Linked DNA regions of Homo sapiens: region 1 is linked to region 2. A link is an interaction called in ENCODE POLR2A ChIA-PET data of the cell type or tissue named here. Cell type or tissue: endothelial cell of umbilical vein. All regions are shown on one strand.

What was found. ChIA-PET counts read pairs that join two places held together with the same protein. Peaks named below come from ENCODE experiments on the same cell type or tissue, not always from the same donor. Only the 100,000 strongest peaks of a DNase experiment are listed, where the experiment ranks them.
Region 1: POLR2A ChIA-PET joins it to region 2 with 6 read pairs; 2 of 35 experiments call an interaction of 5 or more read pairs at or near these places.

The regions. Positions count from the first base shown.
Region 1 is chr7:108,112,591-108,116,590 of GRCh38, forward strand. It overlaps LAMB4 (laminin subunit beta 4), which reads right to left. Exons shown (of 34, transcript NM_007356.3): 3 at 3,414-3,571. Among named protein-coding and RNA genes, the nearest start is that of LAMB4, 16 kb to the right of the region's middle. In endothelial cell of umbilical vein, a CTCF peak has its summit at 1,719 (motif pointing right); a DNase peak (open chromatin) is centred at 2,161.
Region 2 is chr7:108,018,883-108,022,882 of GRCh38, forward strand. LOC107986834 (a long non-coding RNA gene) reads left to right here and starts at 2,058. Exons shown (of 3, transcript XR_001745319.1): 1 at 2,058-2,222; 2 at 2,337-2,425; 3 at 3,101-3,551. It also overlaps a transcript of LAMB4 not described here. In endothelial cell of umbilical vein, no CTCF peak of the experiment used is centred here; a DNase peak (open chromatin) is centred at 1,889; H3K27ac peaks cover 360 bases.

The DNA of each region.
Region 1 (4,000 bases), 94 kb after region 2:
CCTGCTTAGGATGGATTTTTGAAGGTTACAACAGCAAAGGCTGGCCTTTGAGTTTGCTTAATTTAATGCATCTACTTGCAGCTATACTTGAAACTCCTAAGGGGCTCTGTAAGGATTTCCAAAGCACTGTCAGTGGCCTGCAGTTATTCCTGGCTAATACTCAGAGGACTCTGAAGGAGCTCTTTTGCAAAGCTTCTGGGAAGCGGGGGCTGATCATTATAACCTTCTGTGCTGGAAATTGCCTACAACAGCATAGGTGCTCAGCTGGTGGCACTCAGTGCACGTTGCTTGTATGTCCTAGCCATGGCTCACAAGGCCCAACATGATCTGGCCAGGGCCACCTCTTTGCCTTTATGTCTACTTGGCTTTTCACTCTCTTGACTCTGGCTACACATGCTTCTTGCTATTTTTTAAGCACTTAGAGTCAGAAGAGTTCAAGTTGTTCTTCCTCCCAGCTAGTCTTATCTCTTGCTCCTTCCCTTATTTCAGGTTTCTGTTAGAATGCCTTCATTTCAAAGAGCCTTTCCCTGACTACCCTATTAAAATGCCACCATCTTTTCACCCCCATGGCCCTCTGCCACTCTCTATTTTTTGTCCTGCTTTATATATTTCCTAAGCCCTTATCACTACTTGAGGCTATATTATACAGTTGTTGGTTTATTGTCTGTCTCTATAATAAGAATAAAAACTGAATGGGGCAAGGACCTGGTTTTATTTATTGCTGTATCTCCATTACCTAGAATAGTGTGTGGTACATAGTAGATGTTCAGTAAAATTTATTAAATGCAGGATGATTTTAATGATTATTTCAGCTACAGTCAAAACAAATCAACCCTTCGAGAGATTCATATAATCAGTGTATCTTAGCATCACTGGTCACTATAGGCCTTATTGTTGAAGAAAGCCAAAATGCCTTTTGAAAATTAAGGCAAAATGGATCTAAATAAATTTTGCATAGGGGTAGGCCCATCCCAGTGACCAGTAGAAGCTTTGTGATTCTATCAAAAGTGATGGTCTTCAAATAATTTCCAATAATACTATGGAAATTACTTGAGAAAATGTTTAACTTCAGGGCTTGTGGACCATTTTTTGGTTAACATTTTAGAAGTATAATCTTTGATGAGGTTGGCTTCAGAGGATGCTAAGTTGTGGCCACTAAATGTGAGTTCCATCTTGGATAATTTAATAGGTCAATGTTGACTGGAAGCTTCTGAACAAAATGTTTTGCTTGGTAGCTCTTTCTTAGATAACAGATGGGAAAAAATCATCCTCCATGCTGCGTGAATGTTTGTCTAGACCAGTGGTCGTAGCCCCTTCTATAATACACTTTGTCAGCCTGAAATATTTTGAGGTTTTTTCCAGCTCTAAGCTTTCTAAGATTTCTGTCATTCTCTAGACAAAAGAAGCCTCCACAGTTGGAGTTACTTCTATTTTTGGTGGTATAACTTTGAGATATAAGAACACCAATTTCTAATTATCATCAGAGTATGTTGGCTCAGGCAACAGTAAGCAAATGCCAGTGGGAGAACAAGATGGCTGGCGCTCATATTGGAAAGTGGCGGTGGCTCATGCCTGTAATTCCAGCATTTGGGAGGCTGAGGCAGACGGATCACTTTAACCCAAGAGTTGGAGACCAGCTTGGGCAACATAGTGGGACTGGTCTCTATAAAAATACCAAAAATTAACAGGGCATGGTGGTGCTTGCCTACTCCACCAGTAGGTGGAGTAGCCTCCCCTACTTGGGAAGCTGAGGTGGGAAGATCACCTGAGCCTGGGAGGTTGGGGCTGCAGTGAGCTGTGATCATGCTACTGCATGCCAGCCTGGGTGACAGAGCGAGACCCTATCTAAAAAATAGAGTTGAGAACCAATTCTTTGTCCAGAGCACCTGGACTTAGTAGTCACCTGGCCTAGAGTTGAGCAGAACTTCCACCATGTAATTTCCTTGCACATGCAGAGAATTTGCTTTCTTACACAAGTACTTCCCAAACTTAGAACAGTGATATGCACCCAAGTATTGTCTCCACTTATTTATAATAGTCACCTTTTACTAGAAACCAATTTGAATACAAAGCATTTCCCAGAGACTTAAGCAGTTGCTTTAAATGAACAATACATGGAAAAGCCTGGACCACTAACATTAGGCTTATGTCCAACTTCCTTCCTGCACATCCTCTCATTTATGGGGTGGACGTGATTACCTCAGGGTTTTTGGTAGGGACGATACTCAGATGACCTTGGATGCTTGTTCTGTTCCCAGTACATGGAGAGGAAAAGAAACCTGAAAAGCCACTTATCCTTTTATAAAACTGATCTTTAAGGGGAAAAGGCACAAAACTATGTTCACATTGGGAATTTATGATTTTTAGACAGTATAACTTCCAAGTAGTATTATGTTGGTGTACAATCAATTCAAAGTTCTACACCTCTTCCATCTCAAGGCAGAGCAATGAGGACTCATGTTCAGCATAATGGCAGCAGGCCCTGATGAATCTTCAAACTTCATTAAATGAGTCAATTAGGTTTCCTCTATGGGAGTGGCAAAGGTAGCCAAGTAGACTAGTAAATTTTATAGCAATTCCTTACAAAGACTAACCAAAAAGACTTTTATGTCTCATTCTGAAGGTAACAGGAAATGGAAATTAAGCAAATCTTCCTTATTTTTGATCAGTTAAGGTTTCCTGGACTTTGAATTACATGAGAGTTGGCTCTCTGCATCTGCAAGTTCCATATTTGTGGATTCAACCAACCAAGGATTGAAAATATTTGGGAAAAAATAACAACAATAAAACAATAACAGGGTAGGCCCAGTGGCTTAGCCTGTAATCCCAGCAACTCAGGAGGCTGAGGTGGGAAGATCGCTTGAGGCAAGGAGTTCGAGATCAGCCTGGGCAACATAGTGAGACCCTGTCTCTAAAAAGACAAAATTAAAATTAGCCAGGTGTGGTGGTGCATGCCTGTATTTTTAGCTGCTTCAGAGGCTGAGGTACACTCCAGCCTGGGCAGCAGAGTGAGACCCCTGTCCCTAATGAAATAAAAATAAGATTAACAATATAACAATAAAAAGAACACATTTTAAGATGTAGTGTAATAATTATTTACATAACATTTACATTATGTTAGGTATTACAAGTAATCTAGAGATTATTTAAAGTACATGGGAGGATATAGGTAGGTTACATGTAAATACTATGCCATTTTAGATCAGGGACTTGAGCATCCATGGATTTCGGTGTTGGGGGAAAGGGTCCCGGCACCAACGCCCCGTGGATACTGAGGGACAACTGCACCAGTGTCTCCATTGTTTAAAAAGGAAGTTGTCTCCTTTAATGTCTGAGTAGCCCCAGGTGTACCTGGAAAAATCTACATCATTGATTAAATAATGTCCCAGCAAATAAACAAAGAGCCAACCCACCTCCAGGTAACTGAGGATGCAGTATTTCTGGGCTCTGCTCAGCCCACAGGTAGAAGAAGCCATAAGCTGCGTGTTCCTGCCCACCAGGAGATCACCAGTGGTGGGATGACAGGCACCCCTGTTGCAGTCATCTTGAGCTTTTGAGTAACTGAGCCACCCTTGAACACAACAGAAATAGCTTACACGGAAGGCAGTCTAAGGACAGCACAGGGCCTGCAGAAATGACTGGTTAAGGGGGAAAGTTATGTATTTATTTAATATTGGCCAAAGATGTATCAGACTTTTAAGTTTATTAATAGATGACAAATGGTCCCTACTTTGCTTGCTGGGTGGCATGAGGTGTAATACCTCTTTGAGTCTTTTGAAATCTGTATTTCAAAATACAGATTTGGATTAAAAATAAATACTTCTAAAATGTGTTGAACTGAACTCCATATCAGCAGGATTCTCCATCAAAAAGAGATACCGAGAATAATACACTTGAAAGATACTGCATTCTGTATCCCTTTCTTATTTGCAATGGACACCCGCATATGAAAGTCCAAGAGATGCTTCCATGAAACTAAAACGAACAAAACAAAACTCTT
Region 2 (4,000 bases):
CCCTTATGGAACTGCCCCAGGTGTGTCCCGTGTTTCCTGGTAGGACCCTTACTTGTACAGTCAACCAGGGACCTGTTTCTTCCACCTTGTTTCACAGTATTATCTTCATGTGCATGGGGATAGCCGGCTCTCCATATTCCCACCCAATTGAAGGTAGGGGGGAAACAAATGGAGGGTGTTTTTGTTTCCTCTTGTTGCTGTAACAAATATCCACACACTTAGTGGCTTTAAATGACATAAATTTATCTCATAGTTCTGTAGGTTAAAAGTCCAATTCAGGGCTAAAATCAATGTGTTGGCATAGTGGTATTCCTTCCAGGAGGCTCTAAGGAAGCATCTCTTTCCTTGCTTTTTCCAGCTTCTAGGGACAACTTACCTTCCTCAGCCATTGGCCCCTTCCTTCATGTTCAAAGCCAGCAACATCAGGTCAATCCTCCCGTGCTGCTGTCCCTCTGACTCTCTCCTGCCTTCTCTTCCACTTGAGAGAACCCTTGTGATTACACGGGGCCCACCTGGAAAATCCAGCATCCTCTCCCCATCTCAAAGCCAGTTGATGAAGACCTTCATTCTGTCAACTTTCCCTTTGCCATGTAACGTAATATATTCACAGGTTCTTGAGATTAGGATGTGGACGTCTTTTGGGGGCCATAATTCTGCCTCTCCCACAAACGACAAACAACTTCCTTTTAGGGTTGTGCCCTGGAAGTTGCACACAACATTGACACTCATCTGTTGGCCAGAATTTAGTCACATGGTCACATCAAACTGCAAGGGAGGTTGAAATACAGTCTCTCTCGCTAGGCAGCTGTGTGCCTGGTTAAAATGTGGAGAAGTCCTATTACCAAAAGGAAGAAGGAGTAGAATGGATGTCAGACAGCAATTTCCAGCCTGAGCCTCATGAGGCTCATGTGTTCTTGCCAGGGTCTGCTTTCAGCTTTCCTTCCCTTCATTGTGCCATGCCAGTGCTTCTGCCTAATTGTTTTCACCTGTTGGGTCTCAGCTGTCCTTCATCTGTGATTGGTTTCTAATCTGGGAGAAGATACAGGATAGTCTCCTTTAATGGGCCACACCAGCTACCTCATGGCAACTTGCTTTCTGATCTTCATATTGATTTTCTGATGTGGCTAGCTGGGTTCCAAATACTTCTACCTGGCCTCTGGGGTTCAAACGTGGGCTCTCTGACTCCTCCCCTCACTTATCCCCTACTCTGGGATGTGCAGATTCCATCCCGACTTCTTCACGCTGGTCCCTCACACACCTTATCAGATCTCCTAGTGTTGGGGAGATGTCATTTTCAGTCAACTCGAATTAAGAAAATGATTAGATTGATGCTGTAATCCCAGCACTTTGGGAGGCTGAGGTGGGCAGATCACAAGGTCAGGAGTTCAAAACCAGCCTGGCCAACATGGTGAAACCCTGTCTCTACTAAAAATACAAAATTAGACAGGCATGGTGGCACATGCCTGTAATCCCAGCTACTCGGGAGGGTAAGCCAGGAGAATCGTTTGAACCTGGGAAGCAGAGGTTGCAGTGAGCCGAGATCGTGCCACTGCACTCCAGCCTAGGTGACAGAGCAAGACTCCATCTCAAAAAAAAAAAAAAAAAAAAGAAAAGAAAAAGTATGCATGTTGTTGTTGCATATAAATATTATCAATTGACTACATATAGGTTCTTTACATCCTTTAATTCTTTTTATTTATTTATTTTGGCTACTCACATTAAATCCTCTTAGATGGGAGGCAGAGCTGTGCCTTCTACAATGAAAGCTGATGGAACCTCCTATAGGCAGAATACATGGATCTGAAACCAAAAGTGGAAATGCATGATACTGATCACAATTATATCCGAATGACTCACAAGCAAAAGGTTCCTTTTTGTACCTGTGACTTTGGGCCCTAATCTCTAAGGAAGTGTGTTTTTACTCGATAATATAATGGTTGTTCCACTGAATTAGAATATGTACCAATACCCAGCTATTTCAAGCTGTAAAGGATAAACAGGCAAAAAAGGGGGGTGTATAATTTTGGCTGGTGTAATTGATCCTGACAAAGATAAATAGAGCTGCTGGTTCACAGTGGCAACAGATGGATGTGACTAGGACCAGAGGGACCATGGAAGGAGCAGTAGAGAAAGCAGATCTTAAATCCCAGTGAAAGCCTCCTGAGTGGTTACAAAGACAAAGTCTACATCCTCAATCTGTGTTTCTCAATATGCTATGTTTTGTGTGTATTTATATTTTTAATTATAAAATATATTTCATTTTTATCTCCCTTTCCTCCCTCAGTAGTCTATATTTGGTATTTGTTGGTGGTTAACTTTACAATTTTGATTATAAGTTGCAGTATTTCCAGAAGGAATTATTAGCTGAAGTGCGGAAGAAGTGGACCTCAGCTGGAGGCCAAGGTTTCAGAGCTGGATGCACTTGGTGAGTGATGAGACTGTGGGTTGGTTTCCCTTGAAGACAATGTGGGTGTGCTTTCATTTGGCTGAGTGCTATATTTTGTTTGGTAGAAGCACTTATTTTTACTTTAGAAGGGAAAATGGGGGACGGGCATGGTGGCTCACGCCTGTAATCACAGCACTTTGGGAGGCCGAGGCGGGTGGATCACCTGAGTTCGGGAGTTTGAGACCAGCCTGACCAACATGGAGAAACTCTGTCTCTACTAAAAATACAAAATTAGCCGGGCGTGGTGGCACATGTCTGTGATCTCAGCTACTCGGGAGGCTGAGGCAGGAGAATCGCATGAAGCCGGGAGGCTGAGGTTGCGGTGAGCCGAGATCACACCATTGCACTCCAGCCTGGGCAACAAGAGCAAAACTTTGTCTCAAAAAAAAAAGGAAAATGGGATGAAGAATGTATTATGATATTTGGAAGTCAAAGAGGTTAACTTTATTCATATTGATTACATTTAATAGAAATTTATAATTTTTTTGATACCTGGCATCAAAATCCTTCCTATCTTGGAGGATTCCAAAGATAAGTAGAGGAAAAACTCCCCTTCTACTACCAAAGTCAAAGGGAATAGATATTCTCTCTATTTAGTCAATATGGTACCGAGGGCACATGAAGAGGCCCGGCCAACTGGATTACTTCTTCCAGGGTTGCTGAGTACTGAGAGAGTGATACAAGACAGAGAGACAGCTGCAAGTCACTGGGATGGTGGTGAGTGTCCAAGGAGGACAGCATTGGCCTCCTAACCTGAGTGTACTGAGGTGTGGTCTTGGAAATATCGCCTGATGCATAGTTGTCCTTAGTTACATTTTCTCCAGCCATTTCTTTTTGTATGCTGTCAGATATCCTTTGAATAAATTCCTTTCCTGCTTAATAAGCTACTGCTGGTTTTCAGTGATTGCATCCAAGAACTCAGACTGGTAAAATCCTAACGTTTAATTGGTTTATTGTTAGTTACTTAGCTTCTTTGAATTTTTAATATAAGATGTGCTTCAATGAATTAGCCACAAAGCTTTTCCCTCCATCTTTAAGATTATTTTCTTAACATACAGGTTCCACAGTGGAATTACTGAATTTTATAATAGCTCATGATACACACTGTCAAATTGTTAATACTTTAAAATGTAAAGAGACACTGTTTCACTGAATCTTGCATTGGTCACATCTTGAACAACTGATACAGCAAGTAATAGAAGTTAGAATGATTTATCTGGCATTACTGAGGAATGAGATTTTTTACATATATAGATTTTTTTTTAGATAACTAAAGTCTCAAGGCTGGATATGTGAACCATTGTAATTATATACTTCAAGAGAGCTTTCTGGGGTGGTCCTTCCTGTAGAAAAGTTTCTTTCTATTCTTCAGGATCTCTAGGGAAATAGATTCTGCAATTTTCTGTAACAGCCTACATTTTAAGAATTTTCATATTTATGTATAATTCTAAAGCCCTTTTGTTGAATTTTTAAATCTTTTTTGTTTGTTTGTTTTGTTTTTTGAGACAGGGTCTTGCTCTGTCACCCAGGCTAGAGTGCAGTGGCTTGATCTCG